Regions from separate parts of the Mus musculus genome. Here regions 2 and 3 are each linked to region 1. The links are chromatin contacts, found by POLR2A ChIA-PET in ENCODE. All regions are on one chromosome and are shown on one strand. The core of a region is the stretch at or near the end of the contact, and the rest is flanking DNA. Distances in the headings are between cores, read along the strand shown. Region 1 holds the start of Exosc1 (exosome component 1). Region 2 holds the start of Avpi1 (arginine vasopressin-induced 1). Region 3 holds the start of Zfyve27 (zinc finger, FYVE domain containing 27).

The links. ChIA-PET counts read pairs that join two places held with the same protein, here RNA polymerase II (POLR2A).
Region 2: POLR2A ChIA-PET joins it to region 1 with 11 read pairs in embryonic stem cell. The contact joins the promoter of Avpi1 here to the promoter of Exosc1 in region 1. POLR2A ChIA-PET finds 5 or more read pairs at or near these places in 3 of 5 experiments (Patski and embryonic stem cell).
Region 3: POLR2A ChIA-PET joins it to region 1 with 11 read pairs in embryonic stem cell. The contact joins the promoter of Zfyve27 here to the promoter of Exosc1 in region 1. POLR2A ChIA-PET finds 5 or more read pairs at or near these places in 2 of 5 experiments (Patski and embryonic stem cell).

The regions. Positions count from the first base shown.
Region 1 is chr19:41,931,965-41,935,070 of GRCm38, forward strand. Exosc1 (exosome component 1) reads right to left here and starts at 1,350. Exons shown (of 8, transcript NM_025644.4): 1 at 1,288-1,350; 2 at 1,085-1,200. The coding sequence starts at 1,318. It overlaps Zdhhc16 (zinc finger, DHHC domain containing 16), which reads left to right and starts at 1,481. Exons shown (of 11, transcript NM_023740.3): 1 at 1,481-1,701; 2 at 2,774-2,919.
Region 2 is chr19:42,127,642-42,130,998 of GRCm38, forward strand. It overlaps Avpi1 (arginine vasopressin-induced 1), which reads right to left and starts at 1,352. Exons shown (of 3, transcript NM_027106.4): 1 at 1,230-1,352.
Region 3 is chr19:42,169,171-42,172,579 of GRCm38, forward strand. It overlaps Zfyve27 (zinc finger, FYVE domain containing 27), which reads left to right and starts at 1,397. Exons shown (of 13, transcript NM_177319.3): 1 at 1,397-1,615; 2 at 2,376-2,573. The coding sequence starts at 2,377.

The DNA.
Region 1 (3,106 bases), core at 100-2,599:
TTATTGTACCGCACAATTCTTTTGTACATTTGCTCATGATTTCTGTCCGCCTCCTCAGTAAGAAAAGCTGTGTATTGGGCTCGTGACTCTATCCCCAGTAGCAAATAAGGGCAGCCCTGAGCAGGTCACATTGAAAGTGCTCAAGAGACATCGATGCAGTGACTAAACACACAGGCTGAGGCTGACTTTATCTCCAGAACCAACAGACTGGAATCTGTTTTTACAAATAAGCTCAACACAAAGAGAGATGTTTAGGTCTAGCCAGTTCCTAAAGAGTTTTTATTTTTTCGGGAGATTGGATCTGTGGTCCCAGGGTCAGCATACTACGTAAGCTCTGTACTGATGAGCCACAAGTCTAAGGTTTTAGTTTTTATTTATTTTTTATCGTCTTACATGTATCAACGATTGCTTTTATCTGTGCCTGTTAGAAGCTGGGGATACGCTGGTGTACCACCAATCGTGGCTCCACTTAAATGTCTAGTTGGGCAAGAATCTAGTGATCAAGAGTAACATTTAAATAAGTGCCCTGGAGGGAGATTCTTGGGCATATCGATCCTTCTGCCACCAAACCCACTTTTTTTTAGTCAGAAGGTCCAGAAGGGCTTCTCTGGGAAAAAAAAAAAACAACTAAAAAAACCGATTAAATAAAGGGGTTGAGCAGGAGTGTGTTCCAGATAGACGACACGTGAATTGCACAGGCTTCGCGACAAGAGCGAGCTTAGTGCACTAAGACACTGGAAATCGCCAGCATTACTACATTGATGTCAGTGACGTGGGACACATGAAAGCGGAGGGGTAGTCGAGATGTACCACGTGAGGAAGCTCTCGGCTGGCTGGGCTACTCTTACATTTGCGTGCTTTTCCCTCCACTTCCTTCTGTGTGCATCCACAGAACTTAAGTCAGATTAACCTAACGGGTGTGCGGCCGGTGTGCTTCAGCACAGCGCAGAGATCACAGCCGGGAGACCAAAGCGTTCTGCGGCTGAGCCACCAAAGACGCGTCCGCCCGCTCTGCCTGTGCCCAAGGACCGGAACTCAACGGCACCCGGAGAGGGAACGCGCGCTGGGTAGCCGCTTCCTTTACCGCGCCATTCTCGCTGGTCTTCATCAGGCAGCCAGCCAGCGACGAAAAGATGTAGCCATGCCGGGTGTAGGTGCCGCTGCCGGGGCTGCCTTCCTCCAAGTTACACAGACGTTCGCCTGCAGAAGACAAGCTGCCTCAGCCACGGGCTCCCAGAAGCTGGTTGCCACACAGCCTGGAACTGCGTGCGGAGACCGCTCACTTACCGGGGATGCAGTACCTCACCGGTGGTGCCATGCTTGCCACCATCCACAACCCGGATGAGAACCAAGACGACTTCTCATTGGTCAGCTAGAGGAGCGGCCTCGCAGTTACACGAGTACCAATTGGCGCCTTCGACCGCACGGGGTGTAAGAGCGAGGTCTGACTCCATTTCCCAGGCTGCCCCGGGACAGATCTCTGGGCGTGCCTTTGCGGGCTCCGGGCCTCGCGCCTGCGCAGCTGGGTGGTGATGGGCGGGCGGCGGGTCCCGGTCCGCTGGCTAGCGCTGTGGGCTGAGGGCCATGGTGGGTCAGCCTTAGCTCGGCCCGGCCTGGGTCCTGAGCTGGAAGGGGAGGCAGTGGGTGGCGGACAGGGAGACTGGGCCTAATCTGGCTGATTGAGAAGCTGGCAGGAGGCAGGTAAGAGTAAAGGCGCGGTTCTTGCTTCCCATCCGAGTCCCGGTGTCCAGGCCTTTAAGTTAAGTTCCTGATCTCTCTACGACCTGCCCTGCGTGGATGCGTCCTCCTAGGTCCGAACGCATTTTCAGCCCCAACTCGCCCATTTCATGAGTTTGAAGACTCAGATCCAGGTTTGCTTTGTACAACAAAGTGTCGAAGTTGGTTCGAGACAGCCCAAGCTTAAGCCGATTTTTTTTTTTTTTTTGGACCTGAGCCCATCATAGATGGACCCTGCTGCACCTGGAGACACAACCTTTTTCTAGTTTTGTAGAACGACAGTTTCTTCTCTTGCAGGCAGATACTCTATAGAGTGTGAGCTCCTTAACTATGAATGAGCAGCTTGACGTTAGCATAGCATTCCTTTTGCTTTTTTTTCCCTTTTAGCATGTTAGCCGGGAAAGAAGCCTTCATTAATAGAATATTGTGCTTTATTGATATCTGACATCAGCTTGAGGTGGCAAAGGTTCCGGGAGCAGCAGCTTTTTCCGGATGAAATTTGCCATGACTTTGATCTCACTTTCATCTATTGGCTCTGGAGTTTATTGCTCTCTCCCCTTCCCTCCCTGTCAGCCAGGCTTCTTTGAGATACAGATGGTGATTTAGGGGAGTGCTCTTGCCTGCTAATCTCTAATCTGGTGGCAGATGGCCACTGTGGCCTGTGGGTCCTACTGAGAGGTGGCAGTACTTGGAGTGTGGAGAAATTATGCTGGCTTTATTCCTCCTCCGTGCATTCAGGTCATTCGTGCCTTCCCGCCACATTTAGATGTAAATACGACTTTGCTTTTTCTCTGTTTCCTGAGGGAAAACTTTTTCACTTGTGGCCCATTTAATACGTCTTTTTCTAGCCTCGTCATTATCCTGATATCCCATTAGGCTGAGGGGAGAGGGTCCTGGTCTCACTCTGTTCACTCAGAGTTGATAGGCACCACAAGCTTTCCATTTTACGGGTTTGATTTCCGGTTTGATTTGTCCTCTAGGTTATTGATCTCTAGAGCTATGATTCTAATACTGGTTTTATTTCTTTGTTAATCAGAAAGGATGAGCGCAGCAAATACTTGGGTGTTATCACATTGGTGAGAGTGTCTTTGCTGGCTCCTGTACAGCTGCCAGCCTTTCCTGTTCTGCATCTCTCCAGGTCATTCATTCAACAAGTATTTATTGAATACTTCTACAAGCCAGGTATTAAGATGTTTATAAGCATTTGATTTAAACCTTGGGCATATGTGTGTATATGTATGTATGTATGTACACGCATACATTTGTATGTATAAGAATTTAAGGTTTAGAGAAGAAGGTTCCAGGACTACTTATGGAAAGATTTGAACCCTAAATAGGGTATACATAGATGAGAATTGGTCAATCGAGC
Region 2 (3,357 bases), core at 102-2,601, 200 kb after region 1:
TAACTCGACGCTTCTCTGCCTTGGAAGTGAAGAAAGAAACTGGGCCCCTACTCCAGACCCATTTTCAGGCATGACTTGAAAAATGAACTAACAGAGCAAGGAAAAGATCCTTTTGAAAGAATTCAAAACCCCTAAGGTGGCAGTGACGCTGACCACTGAGTGACCTTGGACAAGTCACTTTTCCTTTGCTTTGTTCATCAATCAAAATAGTGAGAGGGAAAATCCTCACTGGGTACAGAGATGAAATATGAATGACCATCCTAGTACCTGGCCTACTGTGGACACTCAACATTGTACATTGGTTGAATGAAAAATGATGCGAAGAGAAAGCTATTAACAAGACTATATAGAACCATGGCCGTGGTTAATTTAGCACTGACGTACAAACTACTCAGAGGGCTTCAAAGACAGGCTCATCTGTGCACTTTTAAAACCATGGCTACATAGAAGGAAGCTTGCTGCGTCAAGCAAGAAGAGCACTTTTGAGGACCTTTTGGTCCTCCTGTCAGGTGGCATCCTAATCCCCTGTTAGCGGGCACTATTGTTAAACACATTTTCCAGATGAAAAAGCTGACCTCTTGAAGTGGTGACTTGCTCAACTCCACAAGGCTGGTAGGTGATCTTAGGCTATTAACCAGGTGGTCAGACCTGGGCGCCTTACCAGTGTTACTTTCATTCTTTCCAGGTGGCTGAGAAGGTGGTCAAAAGAAACGTGGGGGCAGAAGGTTCTGAAACCTCTAAGACCGTGCCATCTTCGTCTGGGGGTTTTGGAGGTCGCCACTGATTCGCAGACAGGATTCCCACGCCAGCCTCTTCGCTGGACTTAGAGCAAGCGGAGCTAGAGTAGAGCCCTCTGGGAAGTTAGATCGGTGTCGGGTCAACCTATTGCCAGTTCCAGGAGACCCCAATCGGGATCCGGCGGCCAAGACGCCTACTGTAACCTCTCTCGGGCTTTGGGAAAAGGGCGAGCGCAGCTCTGGGCTCCTGCCCTGAAAGTGATCACAAAGGCCAAGCGGAGGTGACTGGCTGGCTAAGAGATTGAGAGAGGATATCTTGGCCGAAGTTACAGGACGACATCCCCACCACAGTGAGCCCCAGGGCTCAAAGGTGGCGACTGACAGAGAGAAGCCCCTAAGTGGATCTAGGATGTGAGACCCAGCGGATTCCCAGCTGCGACCGTCGGCCCGCGCGCTCCCACGCACAGCTGAGCCGGACCGTGGCCTACCTACCTGGTTGCCTTAGCTGCCCGAGGCAGGCGGAACGCAGCCGGGAGCCTGGCCGGGCCACCTGGATCACGGCCACAGTTCCTCAGAGAAAGTGCTCCGAGCCCCTTCAACAGCCAATCCTCGGTCACAGCCTTAGAGCGAGAAGCCGAGCCAACTTCGCCAAATCGAACGCGGAGCCTTCGCGGACCAATCAGCTGCTGCAGGGGGGAGGGGCGTGCCTTATCCCTCCCTTTTCCCGTGCCCGCCTCCAAACCCAGTGCGGAGATTCCTTGAGTCCAATCATCTAGGGAGTATCGGCGAGGGGCGTGTCCTCCGGGTCCTCCCCATCCTCCCAGCTCACCTGCCCTCCCCACGCCTGGAGGCGCCCCCTTGATTGACGTCAGTCCCAGGGGCGGGCTCTGCTTTGCGGGCACGCAGGCGGGGCGGGGTCGCATTCCTGACACGGGGTGCGGCTGGAGACCGCGGGCCCTGCAGGGTACACGTGACAAGTGCCCCTTTTCTCTGGGTCGAGTCCAACGCACGTGGCGTAGGGTTTCACTGTTAAGATCCTCATAACCTACAGTTCCTAAAACTCCCTTCACCTCCCGGGCCTCCTGGGCCTGCATTCAGAATGATTTACAAATCTTGTAGCGACTGTGCCAGTTTGGTTACCTAAGGAGAACTTAACAGCTCTTTGGACATCTTTCACTGAGACCCTTTCCAGTTCAGTTTCCTTGACGGGCTGTAAGAGAACTGCAACCCTTACCTTGAGGTAGTTAACAGCCTAGCGACAGAGGCTAACACTGAACCACCACTTGGTATGTGACTACAATCATGATCACATGAAGTTGAAAGAAGGTAAAGAGGAAGGAAGCATCTTTGAGAGGTCCTGGAAGCCACAAGAAGGAGCATAACCAGTAAAGAAAGGAGCTAACGTTTTTAGAACGAGGAAGAATGGGCCTGGGCAGAATAAAGGAAGAGAGGGAAGAAAGCACGCTGGAGCCAGGACGGCTTTTCTCCAGAGGGATAAAATAAGGCCTGGAGATCCGCTATAAATAGCAAGGTAGCCATGGTGGGAGGATGTAGGTAGGCAGTGACGTTTGCATTTGCCCCTCTGAGGCTCTATAAGCAAGGAAATAGAGTGATTTGTACTTATGAATAGGCATTCTGCGGTCTTTACAAGTCTTTACAGAGTGACTATAATGTGGTCAGCCCTTTACAAGGGTTAATTTATTCCCCACCACCAACAACAACAACCGTGGCGTGGCACTAAATTTGCATTTTCAGAAGGTCTCACCAGTTCCAAGGAAGCCGGGTTGGAAAGGACAAATGACTGCAGGGGATCTGTGAGGCTCTTTTTTAGTTCTTCACTGCTGTGAGCATGCTGAGAAAATGCTCCGTCCCTGAGCTACTGTGTGCCACTTCTTGTCTGTCTATCTGTCCGGCTGCCTTTCTGTTTCACTGAGATGGGTTTTACTTTGTAGTTCAGACTGGCCTGGAATTTCCATCCTCCTGGCTCAGCCTCTTGAGTGCTGGCATAATAGAGCTGTACCACCAGGTCCAGCTGTCAACCTGGAGGGATGTTGATTTCCTTCATCCGGGGCTTGTGCTCCTGTCCAGAAATGTCCGGAGGGATGCCTGTCTGGGCAGCAGGTGCAAGCAGAAAGTTTTCCTGACTTCCCTCACGTCAAAGCTGACCTTCTAAGTTTAGTTTCTCTTCTATAAAACTCCCAGGTAGGGAGGAGATGAAGGGGGCTGGAGGGAAGGCTCAGTGGTTAAGGAGCACTTAACCAGCACCCACAGGGCAGCTCACAAGCTTCTGTAACTCCAGCTTCAGAGGATCTGATGCCCCTCTCTGTCTCTGAGGGTACCAAGCACACACCCGGTGCATATATACTCAAGCAAAAAATACACGTAAAGAGAAACTTCAAAATGTTCCATCAGCTTCGTGGGATTCTTTTTGCAGGGTAAAGGGGAATTTTTTATTCTTCCTCATCCTGGTGACTAGTTCCTCCTTGTCCCTCTGCACAGCACCACACGACAAAAGAATATGTCTCAAAGGGTTTGTTTACTTTTTTTTTAAGTCCTGGGGAAATGAAGAGAGAATGATAGACAAAAGATATCCAAGTGCAAGATCTCGCAAGAGAAATTA
Region 3 (3,409 bases), core at 147-2,646, 240 kb after region 1:
TATTACTGAGAGTAAAGATTTCAGAGCCTGTGGGACAGTGACCAGCCTGAAGGAAGTGAGGAGAGCCCAGATTCCCAGTGCAGCTGAGTCCTGGCTGAGGAGAGCAGGCGTGCCTGTCTCTCTGAAAAAGAGATGCTGGACGAGATGTCAGTGAAGCTTTGGGGTAGCTCAGAGGAGGGGTTATTGTCGGCTGAACAGCTAGGGAAGGCTGCTCACAGCTGACTCCTGCTATGATGGCTTGCTTGGGTTTGGATGGAAGCAAGAATCGGGGCAGGCAGGTGTGACAAGCAATCTGAGGACTTGGCAAGAGTCCAGGGCCCTTGCAGGTAACAAAGAGGGTTCAGCTGGCTGAGACTGAGGCACCTGAGAGAGAACAGCAGGACAGATGAAGCCAGTGGATGCAGCCTCGTGTGGGTGGTGGTATGGCTGGGGTTGCTGGCATCCAGTGATGTATTTGGCTCAAATCCCAGCTCCGAGCAGTTTATGTGCTGTGACATTAAAGAAGTTACTTACCATGACTACAACTCCTCATCTGTGAAATGGTGATAACCCCGATAGGGTTATTGAAGGAGGAACAGATAAGATAATGTGCACAAAAAGCTTAGTGTACTGCCTGCCTGCTGGTTAAATGGAAACCCATGGGAGGTGTGTTTTAAGGGACAACAGCTGGGTCACAAGATGTGAAGAGGATAGAGCTAGGAACGGCCTGCACAGGACCTTGAACACAGCAGCTACGGACCACCGTTCCGTCTCTGCTAATGTTGTAACCCTCGAAATTACTGATACTACTAGAGAAACTTCAGTGTCGTGTACAGTTTGTCTCTGCGTTCTCACGGCAAGCACTATAGCAGACAGCTGGTTTCTGTGCTGCTGTGTCTTCCTGCAGCAAGCCAGGGGCTCTCTCACCGTTAAAATGGCACTACCCATAGGCACCTGACATACAAGATGTGTTTTCTGTCTTCCCTAGGTTCTCAGAGCTTCTATCCACATTTTCTTTCTTTTTTTTTATCCTTCTCCATCCCTGCCCCCACACGCCCCACTTTTTTTTTTTTTTTTTTTTTTTTTTTTGAGCCAGAAGCTCCCATAGCCAAGACTGGCCTTGAACTTGCAATACTCCAGCCTCAGAAACCAAAAGGCTGTGGTTACAAGTGTGTCACCACGCTAGACTCTCTAACTGTCCTTGCTGTAATGTTCCGGAGCTAGGCTGGCTCCCAGGTCCTAGGACTCCCGGGCATTAAACGAGTCATCTCTTGGGTGGCAGGAACAGAGTTAACCAGAAATTAGCCAAGGAGGGAAGAGTGCGCAGGCGCAGTATCAACGCGCTTGCTCACCTGCGCTTGGGTGGGAGGAGCTAAGCCCGGAGGCCGGACCCAAGGCGGGACGGGCGCGGTGACGTCACGGGCGCGCCACCGCAGAGTGAGTCGCGTCCCGGAAGCGACGGCGGTGGAGGGGCAGACGGTTCCCGGGTGGACCTGCGACTTCGGAGCGTCGGTGGGAGGTGGCGTGGCGTGGCGTGGGGTGGGGCGGGCCTGGCCTGAGGGACCGCTCCGGGGCTTGGTGGCCCTTCTGTCCCCCTGGCCGTTCCTGTCTCTTCCTTTCCTGGGACAGCGTCCGGGTAGGTGACGACCGTGACGCCCCAGCCTCACTGTATTTATTTACGGAGCCTGGCCCTCCGGCCCTCCCACCGCGTGTGGGTCGCCACCTGCAGGCACAGCGACCTTAGGCGTGTCCTGCCCTGCGCGGCCTCAGACAGGCTGGTGGTCTGGGCCTCTGTCGGCACTGACCTGCTAAGCCTGTCTCGCGCTTGCTTGGGTTCCCTTTCTCCCTAGCTCGTCCTGTCGAGAGTTTGGGGTCCAGTCGACCCCTTTCCAAGTGATGAATGGGAGCCAGGGTTAAGAGCGTGATAAGAGTGTTGTTAGGAGAAATTCATGAACCTCTGGGAGCCCTGGTAAGGGTCTCCCAGTGTACACTGGCGCGTTCATAAAGACTTCCCAGGACAAGATGGTCCCCCTTACCCTGACACCTGAAGGAGGAGCTAAAGATAGGAGAAAGATGTCACAGGACATCTTTTCTCTTGGCATTACCTACTGCCTTCTTTCAACAACCTGGTTATTAATGGTTTATATGCTCTTGAAAGGTCTGTGAGGGAAAGGAGCGTTGGAGGGGCTCATGAAGAGTGATAGGCTTTATAGCGAAGACATCCCCTTCACCCTGCTACTTCCTACTTCAGTAGGAATAAAATTTCTTGCAGTGTGAGATGGGTATTCGCGTTCACCTCTCACAGTTAACCTTAGGAACCACACGAACTGTAATGCAAGGGGGAAATGTGTTGTAGTCTGGAAGTGCATCGTGAGTGTAGGGATTTACGATTACAGAATGCAGACTTCGGATCGGGACCTGAGTGGGCCGGAGGCGAGCCCCAGCGGGATGCCTGAGGTTCTCTCTGAGTGTCCACCTGCCCCTACCAAGTCAGCAGCGTTTGATCTCTTCAACCTGGTCCTGTCCTACAAGAGGCTGGAGATCTACCTGGAACCCCTGAAGGATGCAGGGGACGGTGTTCGATACTTGCTAAGGTACAGACTTTAGGGTTCCTTTGTTCTTCCTCTGGGCTCTCCTGTCTCCCTGGTCTTTAGCAGTTCTGGCCAGCTAGGCAGTAGTTGGGCTATCCTTTCTGCTCTAGCGATGACTAGTTCTGGGGAGACTTGTGTGACCTTTAGGTGTATTCAGGTCTACTTGTGTTCCAGCGCTATGCAGGGAAGGTGGGAACTGAGAACCACTTGGTCTTCATCAGGACTGTAGTTGGATAAGCTCCTCTTAGGGACTGCTGGAAAGACACTGGCCTAGTATAGCTTAGAGCAGATGTAGGGATTTTTTTTCCCTTTTCTCTCTGAATATTAATGTAATTAATATTAAAATCTTGATTTTTATTCTTTTGTATGCATGTGGCGTTGTGTGCAGGTCAGAGGGCAGCTTTTGGGAGTTAGCTCTCCTTCCAGGGTGGATTCTAGGGACAGACACAGGCTTGGCAGCAAGCACTTTACTGGCTAAGCTATTTTGTTGTTGTTGTTGTTTTTGTTTTCGAGACAGGGTTTCTCTGTGTGACCCTGGCTGTCCTGGAACTCACTCTGTAGACCAGGCTGGCCTCAAACTTAGAAATCCTCCTGCCTCTGCCTCCCAAGCGCTGGAATTAAAGGCGTGCGCCACCACTGCCCAGCTGGCTAAGCTATCTTACCATCAAGTTATAATTTTAAACAAACTCAACTACAAATACCTTTGAAAAAACGAGATGCCATTTTCACTGTTACTTGGGATTATGGTTTTCAATTTTTTTCTATTTTTGCTTCATTTTTTTAATCCTCAGTAATTTTCTTCCAGCTTCCTTTCCTTTCTTTTTGTTGTTGAGATAGTG